Linked DNA regions of Homo sapiens: region 1 is linked to region 2. Evidence: chromatin contacts called from ENCODE Hi-C or POLR2A ChIA-PET data. All regions are on one chromosome and are shown on one strand. Each heading gives the region's core, a stretch centred on a gene start or an enhancer-like site at or near the end of the contact. The rest is flanking DNA. Distances are from core to core; before and after follow the strand shown. Region 1 overlaps LEMD3 (LEM domain containing 3). Region 2 holds the start of MSRB3 (methionine sulfoxide reductase B3).

Region 1 (4,938 bases), core at 581-3,080, 69 kb after region 2:
ACATTATTACACATCCTTCAGTACAACAAATAATGTTTTCTATACAGGTCTATATAACAGTTCCTATAATAAAAAATTAATAACTAATTACAAGCTTAAACATCTTAATCTCTGAAGTCCCTGTAATGATGGGTAAGTGAAAAATATTTTTATATAAGTAAAATTTAGGTTAAAATTAGTATTATAGCACTCTTTAAAAAATTAAAGAAATAGCCTGAAGGATATGCTTCCTTTCTAAGTCCTTTTGATGGTCGAATAGGCATGCCAATATGCAGAAGATCCAAAGAGGTAAAATGAGGGCAAAACGGACAAAAACTGCTAAGGTATCCAACAACTACAGGCAACAGGCATACTTCTAAGTGTAAGACAAGATCCACTGATGATATGCCACTCCCATTTTACTTGGCAGTAGTCTTTTACAGTAAAGTGATAAACAGTTCAGCTCTTAAGAGAAAATCTGTGTCAGATTTAATTATACGACAGTTAGGGAATACTCAGAATAAGAAAGCCTATTGTTTTAGACTAAAATAACCTTAAAATTACTATTTTTTTAAGTTGATAAAACCTATTGTTTAAGACTAAAATAACTTTAAAATTACTTTTTTTTAGTTGATAGTCATTCTCATGCTTTTATCATATAAAACATGACACAAAATTATCAGTATTATGATCGTTTACTTACTTGTATTTTTCCAAATGTTTCACCAAAGGGGTTTTCTACTATCAAGGAAGGAAAAAAAGACAAGTATTAGCATCACTTACGAATTAAAATCCCCCAAACAAACTCTCTGAAATGCCAGCATGTACTTTGCTAAAACTGGATATAAATATGTGAACCAAATGTAAACAAACTGGTGATAATAAAGGTTAGGGAAGTAATTTTTCAGACTTATACTTATCATTCTCACTTTGAATTAGTGGTTTTCCTCACAATCATTGAGATCAGGTGCTCTGGTATCACAGAAGCTGAGTTCAAGTCCCAGCTCCACCTCTACCACTTATTAGTAATGTCTCTTTGAACTAACATCTAATTAGCTACTCTAAATTGTAGTTTCTTCTTTAAAGGAGTATGGATAACAATGATACCTACCTTATACAGTTGTTGTCAGGATTAAATGAGATAAACAAGATAAAATGTTTGACACAGTGTCAAGCACTTAATATGTACTCAATACACACTATCCATTATTATTACTGCTAATGACTATATCATTTGTTTCTACCTTAATTTGATTTCTCTTCATAATATAGACTAAGAAGCAGTTAACTACTGAAAGAAATCTACAAGATGCTTTAAAACTGAATAATTCATTTAGAATTCTGACTTCTAATGATTTTTTAAAAATCCACCTTCCTAATCCTTGCCAACATCTGAAAAAGTGGCAAGAAAAAAAAATACAGATCAAAGTAACTAAGAATTAAGTCTCAGTATTAAGCAATTCCAAATTTACAATAAAATATTACATAATAAGGAAAGGATTTACCACTTTCCATCCAACCCCTATGCCCCTCCTTCATTCACCTCTAAATTAAGATACAAAAATGTTTACGGCTGAATATGTAGCACCTCTCAGGGTTTTTATTCAGAGTCTTCTCCTTATCATTTTGTTTATTTTGATATTACATACGAAAATATTCAAAGCTTTCAGATACCTGTAAACTTTTATATTTTATATAGACTATATATCTATATAATCCAGGCCACAACTAAGACTAACTAAGACTAACTGATCTTACAAAGTAGTTCACACTGACCAGGTTTCCTTTCTGAGATGCTTTTCTATTTTTATTTGAGAAAACAGGAAGTCCCATAGGAACCAGGAACTGCCTGATTCTAAGAAAGTTCATGTGAGACCAGCTTAACAAGGTACAATAAAAGAGCAAGGAAAAAAAAATGTATCCTGTTATCATCATAAGGGATTTTGCTAATGGATTTTTAAACGACATTTCTCTATACATCAAAAGGGTTTTAATGTTGGGAAAGAAAATGTTTTGAAAGATATTACAGAAAATCAAAAGTACTCAAAAGGGGAATAGGGAGAAGAAATAATATAGCTTCAAGATTAAATAAAATGTTAAGGATCAGAACACATGGACTAAAAAGATACCCTTTTTAATAATATTAATTTTTCAATATAAACATTGAACAGCTATATTTAGCTCAACGTACTACCAAAAAAATGCCTTGTCATTTGGCCAAACAAATGACAATAAATTAGCCAAACAATACAAAGTGTAAAAGGTGTTTTATTTGCTCTTTATAAGAACAATTCTTAAAAATATAAGTGTGCAGTTCCAAAAACAAGTTTTAATGTCTATGAAAAAAAGCTATGCTAGTATTGCTTTTTTGATTATACACAAAATTACTTTTTGTCAAGACTATCAAATGGAAAATCAGCTCTGTGAGTAGCTCCATAAAAGCATAACTGTAAATTATCAATGTTCACCACACTGCTCTACTGTGGGCTTCTCAAGACAGGGAGCGTGTGTTATACACATGTGCATGCCCAGAACCAAGCATAGTACTAGATATATAGTTAGTGCTTGAAAAATGCTTGTTGTGCTATCTCGGCACTCTTCTTTATTTCACTTTGTGTGTTAACACTGAAGCAAAAGTGTTCAATTTTGCAGGATGCTGGAGGAGGGTATGTTCTGAGCTACTAAAAAGGGAGAGGGATAGGGTAACAGAGAAAGCTGAAGAGGGGGAAAACAATTTTGCTGAAAATATTGCTCTACCCCTAGTATCCTTCTAGATTTCTGCCTCTTGCCTTGTAGTCTAAAATACCTGGAGTATAACATACCTAAAAAAGCCAAGAGTATACTTTCTGCCCAACAAAACTTCGTTAAAATTTTTTTCCCCAAATGCTCATGATAATTGCCACCTATTAAATGAACAGAGACCTATTAACAACAGCAGAAGTAAAACATATCCTTGGGGTTAAGTTTTTACAAGAAAACACCAACCAAAAACAGCAACTCTAACAAATTAAAAGCCCTCAAAGTTTTCAAAGTATCTTTATACATTTTTTCTTTCCCCAAATCATTTCAGTATTTCTAAAAACACACCAATATCTTCTATCACATCCAAATTACCTAGTCTTTAATGGAAACAACATATACTGTTACCCCTAGTGAAAATATATAACACCCTCTCCCAATTAGGTAACCGAAGAGAAGAAACCTTGTTTCAAAAGCATCCCACAGCAAAAATTTGCCACTTCATTCTTTATTCAGTCACTAGAAAACTAGGGAGGGACCTGAGAGTGAATTACAGCTCTTATCCCTTATCCTAGAGCAATGATAATACCAAGACGGTACTTCAAAATTTACTCTTCCATCCCCTAAAGGCAGAGCCTTGCAGCCATTTTTGATCTGTTGTCCTCCTTTAACCCTACACTCCCAACAGCCTCTCACTATTGCTTTTTTGGACATTTCTTCTTCAATACTTTAGTTCAGATTATTTCAAGCCTCAAATATACCAAGCTTTTCTTTGTAAAGGTCCTTAATATTTTGACTTCTTTTCCCTTTAAACTATTCTACTAACTGTAAAAATCAAATTCCTTAAATGTTTCATTAGAATCCTCAAAATTTTCCAATGGTTCCTAATCACACCTTGTTGCAAGGAACAAATTATCTTGTGATAATTTCTTATAAGACACACAATGCTTCTCCTCCAAATCCCTCCCTTCCTCTACCCCCACCAATTCCAAAAATGTTACTAGTTTTACTGATCTTTTCTCAAATGTAAACTGTTTTCCATTCTCTTACACAGAAATAAAGTTTATCATGTTATGAATTCTCAGATAAAAAGGAAAAACTTGCAAACACATCTATACGTTTATAAACTTCAAAGTATATGCTTTGCTAGTTTAAGAGTCCTAAGCATTTGGAGAATAAAGGATATGCTATTTATGAGTCAGGAAAACAGGCAATAGTATATTCAGGATGCTTTCCTACGCTTTCTTTGGATCAACACAGCCAGCTTCAGTCTAATATGACAATTTTTTGTTCTGTATACATGGAACCACTGTCAATTACAGCACACAAAAATATTCTCTCAGAAGACTGAGCACTTGCTCTTTCTGGTCTTCTTTAGGCCTGAATGTTTTTCTTCTCCAATTTGCCTTGAAGGTTCAGTTCGCAGCTATGCTACCACCATGAAGGATGCCTAATCACTGCAGTTTATCGTGACCTCCTTCTCAGAATCCCCCTTCTCAGAATCTCAGTAATGTACTACCTTTTATCATGATTTCAATATTTGGTGTTCTACTCCTCACCCCCACCCCCAACAAGACTGCAATATCGCCACATATCTCAATGCCTTTGCAGATACTGTGTACTATGCACATGCTGAACAAATAGAAACTTGAGGGCATACTATGGTCTCCTAGAATAGCAGCTTCATCAATGCCAGAAAAAGTACTATAGTCTTGATTACTACAACCCTCTCCGTTGAATAAAAAGGAAATTATGTTTACTGAGTTCCTAATACGCGCCAGGAATAATGCTGCTGCCATGTACTCAAGAGGTACCTCATTTCATCCTCATAACACTACCGTTTAGAGTGGTATTAGCCCTATTTTTGCAGACAGAAATATTGAGACATGTTGAGGTTAAGTTGCTTCCTTGAGGTAAACAATTTAGTAAGTTGGGATTAAAAAATATGAGATTCAAACCTATTTATGTCTGACTCCAAAGCATACATAACTCTCATCATAGAAATAACTACAGAAAATAAAATATTGGTTTTATATAAAGAAAGCATGCTCTAAAACTTTCCAATTTTGAATCATTAATTTGGTTATTATATAATGCATCAAAAATGACAAAAATGGGGATATGGAGGGAAAACACTGCTGTTGGAAAATACATTATTTTCTCTTAGATGAGGAAAAAAATTCTCTTCAAAACAAATTCTCCAATTGTAGTCTAGGGAAG
Region 2 (4,654 bases), core at 1,038-3,537:
AGGCATGAGCCACCACACGTGGCCTTAAAATCTATTTTTAATTATTAAATGGCATATGTATTAGAAAAACTGATGAACCTTACTGTTGGGATAGTCTTTGGATATTCTTTTGAGTTGAGCAAAATAGCAAGGATTTCTGACTTAATGGATTAACATCTTAGTTAAAATATTAGAACAAGCACTTTTAAAAACAAAAAGCAGTGTGTTGATTCAAAATCTAAATTACATTGTATGCTGCAACCTTGCCATACAAGCAGTTTAAGCACTGTGACAAAATTCTAGATAAGTAGCAAAGAGCTACTTATCTTAATATAAAAATTTCCAGATATTCATATAGGGCCCTAATAAAAGTCATCAGAAATTAGACTGATATATCAGCTGGGACCGGAATTAAAAGAATATATGTTTAAATGGTCCAAATATAAACTTGATGTTCAAAATTACTGGCAAGGGGCCAGTACAGTGGATTCTGGTCTTCGAAGGCCGTTTCACCACAAGTATTAGGTAAGTCAACACATCACTGAGGAAAAAGAAAGCATACATATGTTTCCTGGCAATAAAATCCACTCTTCACTATCCAGCACAGTATTTTTTAGAAATCCATTGAAAAATGTGAAATTAGAACCTGTTGTATTTCCCAAGAAGTGCTATTAAAGTTACTTCCAAAATATGAATCTATAAAAAACAGGGTTTTTTTGAAAAACAATACTATGCAGAAAGAAACATGAAACTGATATCACTGCTCAAGTTACTATTTACAAATTGCAAATTGAATAAAGTTAAATATTGTAAATATCTGCCATTAATCTGAACTGACAATTTTATAAGTTATATGAACCCTGAAGTTTTTTTATAGACAAAATTGTTTTTGAAAATCGATCTTGCCACCAGCGCTGCAAATGAAAATATGAAGAGATAAACCAGAGAGTACTGAATATAATCTATGCTTCATAGAGTCATGTTTCAACTAATTTATGAGTCCTAGTTTGCCATATCTTATTTGACAATTTAGTCTATTGGTAGAAAAAACAAAAGCAAACTAAAATCTCCTAAGAAATCTCAGCTCTAAGGAATTATAATTTATATTCTTCCATTCCCGATAAAATTAAGAAGCAAGAAGCTTTGACGACTACTCATCACAAACGTAAAAGTCCATGCAATTTCACATTTACCTTTATCCCTACCTTTGTACTTTAAAATAACTGCTTTTTAAAATAATAATCTGATATTAAATTCCCCCCAACAGTTCCCACATGATTCAAGAAGATTATCTTATAAAGTCTTACTGTAACGACTTCATAACTGCCACTTCCGATAGCTATTAGCCCTAAACCAAATAAGGCAGGAACAGCACTTTTCATTCATATAGTTTGACTCGAAATAGCCCAGTGTAAAACTTCAAAAATAGACTTGGATGCCTTTTTCTGCTTAAAAACAAAGCAAAACTGATACCTGGCAAACTCGGGGTTCTGTTCGATTTTGGCCTGTGAAATGCCAGGCGGGCCCGCTGGAGTCTGGCCCAGCAGCGGGGCAGCAGCGCAGGGAGGGCGGGCGGCGGGTGCGCTCCCGGGTGCGCCCCTCCCTGCCGCCTGCCCGCCGCCCCGCACCCCCGTCCTCTCCGAGGCGCGCGGCGAAAAGCGCAGGCCTGGCGGGCCGGTTCCCACGCCTCGGGCCCGTTATCTGAGCGGCAACCCCGGCAGGGTCGACGCACAGAGCAGAGGGCTCCGGGATGGACCCCTCCCCTGCCTCCCGCGGGCTGCCCCGCCAGATCCCTCTCTCCTGGGCCCGCGCGGGGCGAGAGGCTCCCGCGGGTTCAGGTTCGCTCCCGGGACAGGATAAGGTGTCAGTGAGGCTGCCAGACGCCTCCCTTCGGCGGGTGGGGGGAAACCAGCCCTGACCTCCTTCCGTTCGGCCCCTCACCGCTGGCGCGGGGCGCAACCCTTCTGCTCCCCTTCTCGGCTGAGGCAGGGGCTGTCCCCGCAGGTGGCCGAGGGGGCGCAGCAGGCGCAGAATGGAATCCCGGCTCGGGGTCACACCCTAACGTGGCAGGGTCGGGGTGGGAGGGGTGAGGCGAGGAGGAGAGGGGAGGGGAGCCCGAACTTACCGGACTGCGCACTTCCCAGAGCCGCGGCCAGGCAGAGGCAGAGGCAGAGGGAGAGGCAGAGCGAGAGGGGGCGCGGGAGGGTCCGCCGCGGGCTCATGGAAAGGCCAGGCAGCCGCCGCCGGTGTCCGAACCTCGCTCCCTCCCTCCCCGGCTCCGGGCGACGGACGGGGCGGCGGGAGGCATGACGGGAAATTCCTGGGCACGGGCAGCCGAGTCCAAATATGAGCATAGGAGACGAGCGAGGGAGGACCACGGAGCGCGCCGGCCGCGGACGGGGCCCGCTGCCCGGGGCTCGGCGGCCGCCAACTCCCTCCTCCTCTGCCCTGTCCTCTTCCTCCTCCTCCTCCTCCTCTGCACCGTCCTCCTCCTCCTCCTTCTCTGCCCTGCCCTCCTGCTCCTCTCCTCCCCCTCGTCCTCCTCTGCCCCAGGGCTGCCGGCCGCCTTCTGCCTGGGGGCATCCCTTTCCAACTCGGGACCCCAGAACACAGCCAAGCGCCCACCTGGCGTGTTCCACCTGAGACCGCTGAAGGAGTGGGAAACGGACAAACCAACACGAAGAGACCGGACAGCGAGCCAGGGACCTGTGGGAAGACGTGTCAGGGGTTGTTGAGAGCGTTGGTGGTGAGGGGATAAAAAGTTGTGGGAGAGTGAGGCAGGAGCAGGGCTGCCAGTTAGTTACTTGGCCATCCTATACATACAGAACGAGCACTCACTGTAATACGGAGAACCAGCCGCCTGCGTTCCAGGTGAGCGGGCCCTCTCTAGCAGAGGAGGGTGAGTGTGTGTGTGTTCTTGGCCAAAATTGCAAAGGTGCTCGTCCCAAACTTATATTTGAACACCATATATGGAGCCCAGGCAGGCTGGCTGAACAGTAGTTTTTCACAACAAAATGCTTAAGTTTACACCGGTCTTTCTCTCCACCTCCAATCTCTATTCATGTCCACCCCCCAACCCCCTCCACACACTTGTTTTGTATGTACCGTAGCTTGTCTAAAATGAAATGGTGTAATTCATTCAGAAGGTGCCACCTCTGATGAACAAAATGTCAGTCCTAGATGTTTAATTACAGGCCCAAGCCTGTAGTTGCCTAATTTTCCTTGGCACTGATAACTCCTTGGGTAATCAAGTCCAAATGACCCTTAGCTTTTCAAGACAACATAATTATGTCTTAATTACTATAATATATTTTTTCCCTCAAACTAATGGGACAGGACCTGGATATGTAGGGTATTAAGTAGTTACTTACGAACATTTTAAGATGCTAGATGATACAGAAATGATTTATTGATCCAAAATACTTAAGGGGTAAATGTCAAACAGATTTAGAGTGTGGATTATTTCAACGTGAACTAAAGTGATGGTAATTTGTACATCACACTATTTGTTTGAAAATGCTGTATTTGAAAATCAAGAACGTTGTTTCAAATCAAACTCAGTTCTGGCAAACTATTAAAACACATACACCAAAAAACAGTCCATTGCAAGTGGCTCCCCTCAAAACATCTGGTACTGAAAAACACCACATCCTGTGAATTACATATAGCAAATGGGCAAATGTCACCCTTAATGCATTGGCAATTATAATGGGACTAAGGGTAGATGACCCAGATAAAGTAATGGTGAATAAATTGTAATGCAATGAATAAAGGATTTAAATGACACATAACATGACTATTTAATTAGGTACCTAGAACCTAGGTAGTTGGAAATACTGAAGAAGCTCTTCAGTATTCCCTCCGTTTCCTCTTTTTTTATAGCCTTGTGTTACATAAGTGTCTGTTTTTCTACTTCCCCCACAACACTTTGCAAAGTTCTTTGCCCATAGTCCAAATGTTTGTTTAAAAACAAAAATAAAATGGGCACAGCCATTTGTAGAAAGGAATTTAGAAGCTCCCTAAGTGTAAAGCATGTTTCAAAGGATTGCAATAATTATGCCTATATTTAAAATATTTTAGTGAAGAACCTTACATACAAAAATATAGAATTATAAAAAATGCAATATCATTACAACCCAATTCATGTTAGTAAAAATAGAGAGTTCATTGTATCAACATAGCTGACATCACTGTCAGCAATGCCAACCACTATTCTAAAGGCTTGAATAAATATGCTAAGAGTGGCAGAAAAGAACTAAAGTTACTAAGTGCATGATAAGTGCCAGACACTGTGCTAGATGTTTTTTATAACTGATATCTCATTTAATTCTTACAAATATCTCTGAGATTATTTTTATCCCTATTTTACAGCTAAGGAGACTGAGGCATAGGTAAGTAATATGCTACCAGGAAGAAGTGAAGTAGTATTAGAATTAAATCCTCATTCTAAAGTGCATATATACTTTTACCATACTAATCTGTCTTATTTTCTCTACATTAAAAAAAAGTGGCATTCAAAAACTGTATTCATTGGGCGCTTTTGGTTTTAAGTAACTGGTATGCACTCAGGTTACCTCAAGTAACCAAGGTAAAGAATACATGTGGAAATAAGACCAGAGGCTTACCTGGCTTGTCAGATCATCCTTTGTAGGCATGGTGGGCGGGGCCTGTGCCT

Evidence for each region. Hi-C counts contacts between places; a loop is a spot of excess contacts on that map. ChIA-PET counts read pairs that join two places held with the same protein, here RNA polymerase II (POLR2A). Pooled maps may share reads with other maps.
Region 1: a pooled map shows a loop between it and region 2 (2.9-fold over the local background). The contact joins the enhancer-like site here to the promoter of MSRB3 in region 2. A Hi-C loop is called at or near these places in 1 of 168 maps with a recorded cell type or tissue (heart right ventricle) and 2 of 50 pooled maps. POLR2A ChIA-PET finds 5 or more read pairs at or near these places in 2 of 52 experiments (T-cell and WTC11).

Annotation. Positions count from the first base shown.
Region 1 is chr12:65,206,708-65,211,645 of GRCh38, reverse strand. LEMD3 (LEM domain containing 3) reads right to left here. Exons shown (of 13, transcript NM_014319.5): 2 at 683-720. Among named protein-coding and RNA genes, the nearest start is that of LEMD3, 40 kb to the right of the region's middle. Within about 2 kb of position 1,830, at least 2 of the 41 ENCODE cell types and tissues checked have a DNase peak (open chromatin) inside an H3K27ac peak, as active enhancers do.
Region 2 is chr12:65,276,316-65,280,969 of GRCh38, reverse strand. It overlaps MSRB3 (methionine sulfoxide reductase B3), which reads right to left and starts at 2,287. Exons shown (of 7, transcript NM_001031679.3): 1 at 2,105-2,287. RefSeq lists silencers at 1,538-1,847, 1,948-2,077.